Linked DNA regions of Homo sapiens: region 2 is linked to region 1. Evidence: read pairs that join two places in POLR2A ChIA-PET (ENCODE). Cell type or tissue: GM12878. All regions are shown on one strand. Each heading gives the region's core, and the rest is flanking DNA. Links, peaks and the distances in the headings are about the cores only. Region 1 overlaps CPPED1 (calcineurin like phosphoesterase domain containing 1). Region 2 overlaps SNX29 (sorting nexin 29).

What was found. ChIA-PET counts read pairs that join two places held together with the same protein. Peaks named below come from ENCODE experiments on the same cell type or tissue, not always from the same donor. Only the 100,000 strongest peaks of a DNase experiment are listed, where the experiment ranks them.
Region 2: POLR2A ChIA-PET joins it to region 1 with 10 read pairs; 5 of 35 experiments call an interaction of 5 or more read pairs at or near these places.

The regions. Positions count from the first base shown.
Region 1 is chr16:12,794,973-12,801,533 of GRCh38, reverse strand. The region is part of intron 1 of CPPED1 (calcineurin like phosphoesterase domain containing 1); the gene reads left to right. Among named protein-coding and RNA genes, the nearest start is that of CPPED1, 5.6 kb to the left of the region's middle. In GM12878, for the core only: no CTCF peak of the experiment used is centred there; no DNase peak of the experiment used is centred there.
Region 2 is chr16:12,546,483-12,550,832 of GRCh38, reverse strand. The region is part of intron 20 of SNX29 (sorting nexin 29); the gene reads right to left. SNX29-AS3 (SNX29 antisense RNA 3) reads left to right here. Exons shown (of 4, transcript XR_007064988.1): 4 at 1-4,350. Among named protein-coding and RNA genes, the nearest start is that of SNX29-AS3, 62 kb to the left of the region's middle. RefSeq lists enhancers at 1,758-1,897, 2,008-2,477, 3,134-3,203, 3,484-3,533, 3,624-3,743. In GM12878, for the core only: no CTCF peak of the experiment used is centred there; DNase peaks (open chromatin) are centred at 2,018, 2,289 and 3,302; H3K4me3 peaks cover 937 bases; H3K27ac peaks cover 2,500 bases.

The DNA.
Region 1 (6,561 bases), core at 1,534-4,033:
CCAAAGTGGTAGTGCCAATTTATACTCCCACCAGCAGTATATGAGAGTTCCCTGTTACTCTGCTGTATTATTTTTTTTTTCAGTTCAAGAAATATTTGTTGTGGGCTGGCTGCGGTGGCTCACGCCTATATATTTGTTGAGGGCCGGCCGCGGTGGCTCACGCCTGTAATCCCAGCACTTTGGGAGACTGAGGCGGGTGGATCACCTGAGGTCAGGAGTTCGAGACCAGCATGGTCAACATGGTGAAACTCCATCTGTACTAAAAATACAAAATTAGCTGGGTGTGGTGGCACATGCCTGTAGTCCTAGCTACTTGGGAGGCTATGGCAGGAGAATTGCCTGAGCCTGGGAAGCAGAAGTTGCAGTGAGCCGAGAATGTGCCACTGCACTCCACCCTGGACAACAGAGCAAGACTCCAGCTCAAAACAAACAAACAAAAAAACCGAAAGGAAATAAATATTTCTTATATTCCTATTGCACTGTCCAGTATGGTGGAGAATAGGAAGTTGGGGGCGGGGGAGTGGTTCAAGTTACATGCTCTCAGAGGCTTGTAATAATCCAGGTACAAAGCTAGGGCACAAAAAATAATGCTTGGCTACTGGTGGGCTCTGAGGTCATTCACGCAGGGTTTCCCTGAGGAAGTGTTGCTTCGTCTGATTGCTAAAAGAGGAGTATGAGTTAACTGGGCCACGAAGGGAGGGAAGACCATGTGGACCATGGGCAGAGCAAGTGTGAGAGTCCTAGGACATGGCAGGATGGGAAAGGGAAGGATGAGGGCTGAAGGAAGTCTCTGAGTCTGGAGCAGAAAGATGAGGTTGGGACATGGTGTGGGCTGAGGCTGGAGAGGGAGGTGGTGGTAACTAAGGATTTTTGTCGTGTCCTAATAGCATCAAGAGGTTTCAAGCTGGATGTGTGAGGAAGCAAGGATGTATGATCAGATTTTTATTTTGAAAAGAGTGGTCTGATTGCAGCAATGGCAACAAAAGCATTTCTACTTTAGAGCAACTTGGGATGCAATCCAGTTGGAAGCTGGAGCTCAAGGATTTGTCCAGAGGCTGCATTTCTGTAGTCCCCCATGGTTTACTTTTTTTTTTTTTTTTTTGAGACAGAGTCTAGCTCTGTCACCCAGACTGCAGTGCAGTGATGCTACTCACTGCAACCTCCACCTCCCACGTTCAAACGATTCTCCTGCTTCAGCCTCCCGAGTAGCTGGGATTACAGGCATGTACCACCATGCCCGCTAATTTTTGTGTTTTTAGTAGAGACAGGGTTTCGCCATGTTGGCCAGGCTGGTCTGGGACTCCTGACCTCAGGCACCTCGGCCTCCCAAAGTGCTGGGATTTACAGGCATGAGCCACCGCACTTGGCCCCCATTGTTTACTTTGAATGTGTTTATTTGCTGTAGCTGGAGGTGCCTATTGGGCACGGGGTGTCTTTCAGTGGAGATGGTGGGAGTGCTGAGGTATAGTAGCTTCCTAGGCCATTGCAGCTGCCAGGGGGCCACCACTGGGACCAGAGGATCAGAGAGCAGCTCCCCTGGATAAGAATGGGGATGCTGGAGAGAGACTTGATGATAAATCTATAAGATACCTACCCTGCTGATAGGAGGAGAGAGTGACTCTGAACTTTTCTTAGCCCCGAGTAAATCTAGAAGTGGGGCCAGCACTTGATCTCCTCTGTGAGCCATGCAGTCCCATAGACACACCCAGGATGGGTCATTTAACGGAGGGCCTAGAGAGGCCCAGCCTCAGAGTGTTCTGCTGAGAACCCCAGGTTTGTGGGTTCACATTACTAGGTGCTGAACCCTAGCCTACCATTGCTGCTTCCATTGCACTCATTGACAATTCCCCGGGGTCCTGACTCTATTAGCATCGCTGGCAACTTGGAGAGGTGCCCTTAGAGGCATCAGAGGCCTCTCCAGACTCCTTGGGAAGCCAGTAGATTTGCCCCTTGGGCAGACTGAGAAAGTTAAAGAACTAGCTTTTCGAGGCTGGGAGCAGTGGCTTACGCCTGTAATTCCTGCACTTTGGGAGGCCGAGGCAGGTGGATTGCTTGAGGCCAGGAGTTTAAGACCAGTCTGGCCAACATGGCGAAACCCCATCTCTACTAAAATTAAAAAAATTAGCCGGGTGTGGTGGCAGGCACCTGTAATCCCAGCTACTTGGGAGGCTGAGGCAGGAGAATCACTTGAACCTGAGAGGCGGAGGTTGCAGTAAGCCAAGATTGCCCGCTGCACTCTAGCCTAGGAGACAGAGTGATGACTGTGTCTCAAAAAAAAAAAAAAAAAAAACTGACTTTTCCCCTTCTCTTGCCAAAACACACACCATCAAAGGGGTTTGATTAACTCAAGCAACAGTCCCTAAAAATCACAGCTCTGAACCCTTCACCTTTGCTGCAGAATCAGCTCATTGAGCAGTTTGTTTTCCAAGTGTAGCCTGCCAATTAAATGAAAGAGCGCTTTGCTTTAAGACCCATTTCCTCCCACCGGTGATTTACGTGAGTAACAGTATTCCCATCAACTCCTTCCAGTAGTGGTATGTGTGACACTTGGTTTCAGTCATCCGTTCCCTGTTAACATAATGTGCTAGGCTCTGTTGACGGATGTTGATTAAAAAAAATTGTACATGTCTCACCTGAGAAAGCTCACATTCCTAAGGCATGTTCAGATATTCATTTTAATTAGGCAAATTGATAATTAGGTTTTCTTGACACATATCCTAATTAGGACTACTTTCTTCTAGTAATTGTCTTTTGAGAAGTTTATGGCTTCTGTTTTGAAGAAATCCTAAAAGGGAGAGAGATCAAGATAAAATATGCTTTTAAAGTGACTTAATTATTTTTAGGTCTGAATCTGTTTTTCCAGTTTGATATTTTCCCTTCAGAGAACTGGACTAATGGGTGGTATTCTTAAAAAGATTATTTTCCCAGACATTTCATTCCTAAGAAGCTGATGGAATTTGCTAATCCTGAATCTTTCCTTGTACTCTCTGGAAAACTTCTCCCTTGGCAGAGAATAGTGTCAGTAAAAAAATAACTCACTCTGTCTCTTGCAGGTCTCACCTAAGAACTTTTCTAGAAATAGTAGACCTGGAAAGGTATCTCCAAGTTTGAACAAAGTTGAAAATATTGTGGTTTTAAAAATTCTAACAGGATGATGATGATGAAATAAATGCTTTAAATTGTGCCATACATTTAGGCCAAACTAGTTATCTCTTATTTGAGATATATTTGAAGGTCCTCTTATTTGAGAGTTCCTGTGAGTAAATAGGGCTTATGATTACTTTCTCAACTCTTTGTTGTAATCATCAGTCAAGGGATAGAGTGACCAGCACACATATGTAAAAAGTTTGCACTATAACATTTCCAGAAAACACAATTAATTTTATTTTTGAATGTCGGGGTTTTTCATTTTCAAAAATTTATTTATTTATTTATTGTATTTTATTTCTTTTGAGGTGGTCTTGCTCTGTCACCCAGGCTGGAGTACAGTGGTGTGATCATGGCTGATTTGCAGCCTCAACCTGTGGTGCTTAAGTGATCCTCCCACCTCAGCCTCCTGAGTAGCTGAGACTACAGGCGTGCACCACCATGCCTGGCTAATTTTTAAGTATTTTTTTGTAGAGACAAGGTCTTACTGTGTTGTCCAGGCTGGTCTTGAACTCCTGAACTGAAGCTATCCTCCCACCTCAGCCTCCCAAACTGTTAGGACAAGCTTGTCCAACCCATGGTCTGCTGGCCACATGTGGCCCAGGATGGCTTTGAATGTGTCCCAGCACAAATTCCTAAACTTTCTTAAAAGTTCGGAATTTTTTGCCATTTTTTTTTCAAGCTCATCAGCTATCATTAATGTTAGTGTATTTCATGTGTGGCCCAAGACAGTTCTTCCGTTGTGGCCCAGGAAAGCCAAAAGATTGGAAATCCCTGTGCTAGGATTACAGGTGTGAGCCACTGGGCCTTGCCTGCTTTAAAATTTTTTTTGGAGACAGGGTCTTACTCTGTCACCTATGCTGGAGTGCAGTGGCATGATCTCCGCCCACTGCAGCCTCCCCCTCCTGGGCTCAAGCCATGCTCGATCCTCCCACCTCCACCTCCTGAGTAGCTAGGAACAGAGAAGGTGCTACCACGCCTGGCTGATTTTTATATTTTTTGTAGAGACAGTTTCGCTGTGTCACTCAGGTTAGTCTTGAACTCTTGGACCCGAGCAATCCTCCTGCCTTAGCCTCCAAAAGTGCTGGGATTACAGGCATGAGCCACCGCACCTGGCCTAAATTTTTTTAATAACTTTCTTGAGGTATAATTTATGTACCATAACATGCATTTTAAGTTTACAACTCAAGGGATTTTATTAACTTTAGAGTGGTGTAGTCACAATCTAACTTTAGCACATCTCTACCTTCCCAAAAAAGTGGTTTTATACCCACTTGCAAGTCTCTTCATGTTGCCACTCCCAGCACAGGCAACTGCTAATTTACCTCCATAGATGGGCCTTTTCCGGACATTTCATGTTAATGGAAAAATATGTGGTCTTTTGTGACTGGCCTCTTTGTGGTAGCATAAGGTTTCTGAGGCTCACTTATTTTGTAGCTTGAACCAATACTTTGTTCCTTTTTACTAAATGATATTCCATTGTATAGATAACCCATTTTGTTTATCCGACCACCTATTGATAAACATTTGGACATTTTTTTTTTGACACTGATGGACATTTCACGCATCTGGGTACCTCTTGTCTATTGGGAATAAAGCTGCTATGAACAGTCACAGACACATCTTCTTAAGGGTATTTGTTCTCATATCTTTTGGGTAGATACCTAGGATTGGAATTGCTGAGTCATACGGTAACTATGTTTAATATTTTGAGGAACCACCAAACTATTTTCCAAAGCAGATGCGCCATTTTACATTCCCACCAGCAGTGTATATGGGTTCCAGTTTCTCCATATCCTTGCCAACATTTCTTATTGCCACTCTTTTTTATTATAACCATCCAAATCGGTGTGAAGTAGTATCTCATTGTGAGTTTTTTTTGTTGTTTTTTTGAGACAGAGTCTCACTCTGTCGCCCAGGCTGGAGTGCAGTGGCATGATCTCGGCTCACTGCAAGCTTTGCCTCCTGGATTCAAGCGATTCTCCTGCCTCAGACTCCCAAGTAGCTGGGATTTCAGGTGCACACAACCACACCTGGCTAATTTTTGTATTTTTTAGTAGAGATGGGGTTTCACCGTGTTGGCCAGGCTGGTCTGGAACTCCTGACCTCAGGTAATCCACTTGCCTCAGCCTCCCAAAGTGCTGGGATTACAGGCATGAGCCACAGTGCCTGGCCAGTTGTATGTTTCTTCTTGTGACTTTGCTGTCTTTTTCTACCTGTACACTATAAATTCTTGAGGAGCAAGAAGCCCAGACCTAGGATGGTGTCTAGCAGTAGTAGACACTCAGTGGCTTTTTTTTTTTTAAGACAAAGTCTTGCTCTATCGCCCAGGCTAGAGTGCAGTGGCGTGATCTTGGCTCACTGCAACCTCTGCTTCCTGGGTTCAAGTGATTCTCCTGCCTCGGACTCCCAAGTAGCTGGGACTACAGGTGCATGCCACTGCACCTGGCTAATTTTTGTGTTTTGGTAGAGATGGGATTTTACCATGTTGGCCAGGCTGGTCTTGAATTCCTGACCTCAAGTGAACTGCCCACCTTGGCCTCTTGAAGTGCTGGGATTACAGGCCTAAGCCACCACGCCTGGCCTCAGTGACCATTTAATATTGAGTAAATGGATGAGTATGAATGAATACACTCCACCTGGGTCACCTGGGTGTATCTGTCCAACCCACTGCTCTCATGTACCATGGAGTCTCCGGACTAAACAAAGCTGAGACCAAGGTGTTGATCAAACCAATAGAAGTTGTTGGCTGGGTACAGTGGCTCACGCCTGTAATCCTAACACTTTGGGAGGCTGAGGCGAGTGGATCGCTTGAGGTCAGGAGTTTGAGACCAGCCTGGCCAACATGGTGAAACCCCATCTGTACTAAAAATACAATGATTAGCTGAGCATGGTGGCTGGCACCTGTAATCCTAGCTACTCTGGAGGCTGAGGCAGGAGAACTGCATGCGCCTGGGAGGCGGAGTTTGCAGTGAGCCAAGATCATGCCACTGTACTCCAGGCTGGGCCACAGAGCGAGACTCTGAAAAAAAAAAAAGTTGCATGACTACACCAGGTGGCTGTGCACTGTGTGCACTACTCCAGAGCATCTAGAGGCAGAGGTTTTGCCTACCAGGTGGGTGCCCTCACATGGAGCACATCTGCCCGGGGGAAGGGTTACCTTCTCTTTGCATCTGGGGCTTCTGTTAGCCTGGCCATGTGCCTACACAGCTGCTTCTGCCCAGAGAAGGCGCCTTCTACCAGTTCTTCCCAGAGTGCTGCCTGGGACAGCAGCTGCCTGCTGTCTTGTTAGGGAAATGGGAAAAAAAATAACAGCAAATATCCACCAAAACCAGGCAAACCCCAAGTGGAGTTCTGCTCTTGAAAAGTGAGAGAGGTTCTGGAAATGTCTTTTCCCCTCTTTAACCGTTGTCT
Region 2 (4,350 bases), core at 1,851-4,350, 250 kb after region 1:
TGTAAAAAGGTAAATTAACACATATTCTTGGCTCCCTCTTCCTTATCTCAGCTATTCAGCCTCTACACTTTTTCAACTATTTTATCACCTTTTTTAAATAGGCAACACAGGAGTGTAGAATAAGAGCATGAGGGGGGTGAATACATGAAAAAGTGAGTCTTCCCACCTTGGTCCTCCACTAAGTGACGGTTACTTTTTAATGTGTCTTTCTACAGGTATACATTACACATAGAAGCACGTATGTATGCACCGGTGGAAGTATATATCCTCATATTTGGTGTTTGGTTTTTTTTTTTTTTTTGTAGATTGAGACTGTGTCTCCCAGACTGGAATGTAATGACACAATGTCAGCTCACTCCAACCTCCACCTCCCGGGTTTAAGTGATTCTCCTGCCTCAGCCTCCCAAGTAGGTGGGAGTACAGGCGTGCACCACCATGCCTGGCTAATTTTTGGATTTTTAGTAGAGATGGGTTTTCCTCTTGTTGGCTAGGCTGGTCTCACACTCGACCTCAGGTGACCCAACCACCTTGGCCTCCCACAGTACTGGGATTACAGGTATAAGCCTCTGTGTCTGGCCCATATTTGCTATTTCTAAAATTAGAAAGGTATTGTGTGGTACTCTTCCATGCTTTATCCTCTTAGTAATAATGTCATGGAGATTTTTTCCATATCACTACATGCGGTATGGAAGGTATTCCCTTTACATGTGAGTGTACATCAGCCTCAGTATTCTAGCCCATAGGTTGGCAAACTTCCTATAAAGGGTGAGACTAAACATACTAGGCTCCAGGGAGGCATTCCATCTCAGTTACAACTCAACTTTGCCCTTATAATAAGAAGCTATACATGAAGTGTGAATGACTGGGCATGTTCCAATAAAACTTTACTTATAAAAAACAGGTGGAGGGTAAGATTTGGCCTGTGGGCCATCATTTTCTGATCTCTGTTCTAGTCTGAACCATCTTTGGCTGTTTCACCACAGTCATGCGGCCAAGGAGGCAAGGCCTGGCCACACAGGGCACAGAAGCCATGATGGGCCTTGTCTGCAAGTAGAAATCACCTGCTAATCACCAACAGGTCTCAAAGTAAATGCTGGAACACACTTTGTAGGGTGACTCTCCTGGCCCCAAGCAGCATCTGCGACATCAAGATGCCGGGCCTTGGGACTGCCTCAAGCTGGTTTCGGCAGCTATGCTCTTTACAGAGCGTGTGGAGGGCAAGGACTCTGGAGTAGAAAAAGGTGCAGGTCTTAGGGCTGGGGTCCCAGGGTGGAAGCCCACTCCATGCCTTACTGGCTATTTGAGATAGAGGATGAAAAATGGCATGAACATCTTTGTATGTGTGAGGATCTTCCTGTTGCCCACGCTGGAGTTCAATGGTGCAATCTTAGGTCACTGCAACCTCCACCTCCCAGGTTCAAGAGATTCTCCTGCCTCAGCCTTCTGAGTAGCTGGGACTACAGGTGCACACCACCACCCATGGCTAATTTTTGTATTTTTGGTAGACATGGGGTTTTGTCATATTGACCAGGCTGGTTTCCAACTTCTGACCCTGAGTGATCTACCACCTCAGCCTCCCAAAGTGCTGGGATTACAGGGATGAGCCACCATGGCTGGCAGACACAAGCATCGTGAGGGGTGCCTAGCCCCTGCAGACACTCCATGAACAGCAAATGTGATAACTGCTAAATCAAAACTACCCCAGAATTTTCCATCTGCTATGTCCCCAAGAAATGACACTGTAACAGGGAGCCGAACACTATGATGCCTGCCCAGCTGCAAGAGTGGACTCACCTAAGATACTCCACAAGCTTTTTATGCTGTTACAACGGACCCAAAGCACGGGAGAGCAGGGGCCTCACTTGTGCTGTTGCTTGAGAGTTCCCTAAATGCCAGGCCATAGCAGGTACTGAAGAATACCTACAGCCCGAGTGAGTGCTGCTATGTGTAGGGTTCAGGCCAAGGGCCCTGGCTGCAGAGCAGAGGAACTGAGAGCTAGACAGGGCTGGGCCTGCCATAGGAAAACAACAGCCCAGCTATGACCCAGCACTGTGGTGGCTGGGGGATGAGAGATGAGCTCAGCACAGAAAACACCTTGGAGCCCTGGATGTACCCCTCCTACACCAGTACAATGCCCTGCAGTGCTCTGGGCTTTAAACTTCACTTCTTGCTGAGTTGACACCAAATGAGGCCCCTGAAGAGCCTCTTCTGCTGTGGGGCTTGGACAGAGTACCCGGGCCTGGAGTGGGACTTACAGGGAAGCCAGCATCATAGAAAATCCCTAGAGGGAATTCCCAGAAGGCTGCACCCTCAAAGCATCTGGTCCAGACAAGACAACCCTGACTAGTCATCCTGAAAGCCCGGTGCTGTCCAAAAGACACAGATGCCATGGTACAGGGATGTGGCACAGTGGGGAGCCAGAGGTAGGTTACAAAGGAGACCTTAGAAGGTGTGGGACTCCCTTCCATGTGGGTGCAGAGTGCCCACTGTCATTCCCCATGGAGGCACCAAGCCAGGAGAGTAGGGCTCCAGGGACAGTAGCTTCCAGCCTTCCCAGTCAGGTCCACATCTGGTGAGCCAGAAGGAAGGAAATGTAACCTAACACTGTGGCAGGATCCAGCGTGGCCTTGTGGGAGGCGCTGTGGGATGAGCAAGAGAGCAAATGTGTGTGGCCAAGATGAAGAATGAACAGGGATAGAAAATTCCTACTTGTCCCAAGAAATAGACCTCAATGTCCCTTAGCAACATCTTTTTATGTCATGCCTGACCGTGTGTGTGCCAGGGGTGGTGCTTGCCTTACCAATATGAGCAGTGCAAAAGTCCAGGATGCCACGTTCACTCGAGACCCCTGTGCCATGCTGTCTCCCAAAAGACTGAGCACCTTGAGGGCAGACTGGGAATTGAGGTATCCCTGAACCCCTAAGAGCAGCTCCTATACAGCCCTAGAACTGCTGCTGAAGGAAGTGGCTCATTTTGCTAAACTCCAGTTTGGAATCTGGGGCTCAGTAAGGCTGTCCCTGCAGAGCATTCTTGAGCCCATTCTGTTCGGTAGCCAGGCAAGTGTGAGCAGCTGCAGCTTCACAGGAGGAGGCTTAGAGGGGCAGTGATGGGTGCCATGCTATGCAGATCCCAGACAGGAACGCGGGGGCCAGGTTTTATTACAGGAGATGGTGCTTGGGGTGGGAATCATATCTCCATCCCATGGGACAGCTTAGTGGTGCTGAGGCTGACTTCGTGGGGGTGTATTTAATCCTCGTGAGGGAGGGGGATGTTAACCACAGCTCAGGACTCTGTTCTTCCAGTTCCTCTTTCTCTCACACCCACATTGAAACCAGCAAGTTCTGGTAGTTCTACTTTGAGAATACCCCTTCCCAGGCTGCCTGAGGCACCATCCCCTCTCCCCGGGGTGCCCACATGGTCCCCTAACTACCTGTTCTATCACCCATAACAAAGCTCTACCCTTTGCTGACTCCACATGGCAGCTAGAGTTCCCTTGGCTGCAAGGCCTCTCTGTTCCTGGGCTACCCTGGCTTCCTTGCTGTTTCTCCCAGGGGCCAACTCTTCAAGGCTGCAGGACCTTTGCACCTGCTGTGTCCACTGCCTGGCTCCCTGCCTCAGGTCTCCACTTCGGGTCAAACTATCCCTGTCATCTTCCTAGACCATAAACAGCACATCCCCAGCAGGCTTCTTTCCCTCTGTGATGACTGTGATGTCATTTCCTGTCTTTTCACTGGAAATCGCCACCTCACATAGGCATGTCTGCCTCACTATTCAATGTCTGTGTCCCCCATGAAAACAGATGCTTTATCTGCTGTTGAACTATCAGGATCTGAAATGGTGCACTGTAAGTACTAATTGGAGGAATGGGTGGATGGAGGGGTGGGGAATTTATTTTCTCTTCATCCCTGCTCTCATCCTCCTAGGGCTTCCAGCTGCACTCCTAGCCCTGGAAAAACCAAACCAGCCTGATCTTACTGGTGACTGTATAATCTTAATCCCTTTATTTTCATATATTTTGAAAGCAATCCTAATTGTCTGTATTTAAAATTTCCTTTGTTGCATGGAAGGTAGCTGTTTAAATGTCTAATTTTCTCCTATCTTCTTAGTTTTCTAGTCAAAATAATAGCTTTAATCACAGTGGGTCTAGATGGATTCAAAAAGGAAGATTTATCCACTCTTCTTGGTAATTGTTTATAATTATCAATAGATCAATCTGGCATTTATGTTCCACCTGTATTATCCTTGGGTGGGGACACAGCCAAACCATGTGTCATCTTGAATTCCCATGTATCATGGGAGGGACCCATTGGGAGATAATTGAATCACAGGGGCGAGTCTTTCCTGTGCTGT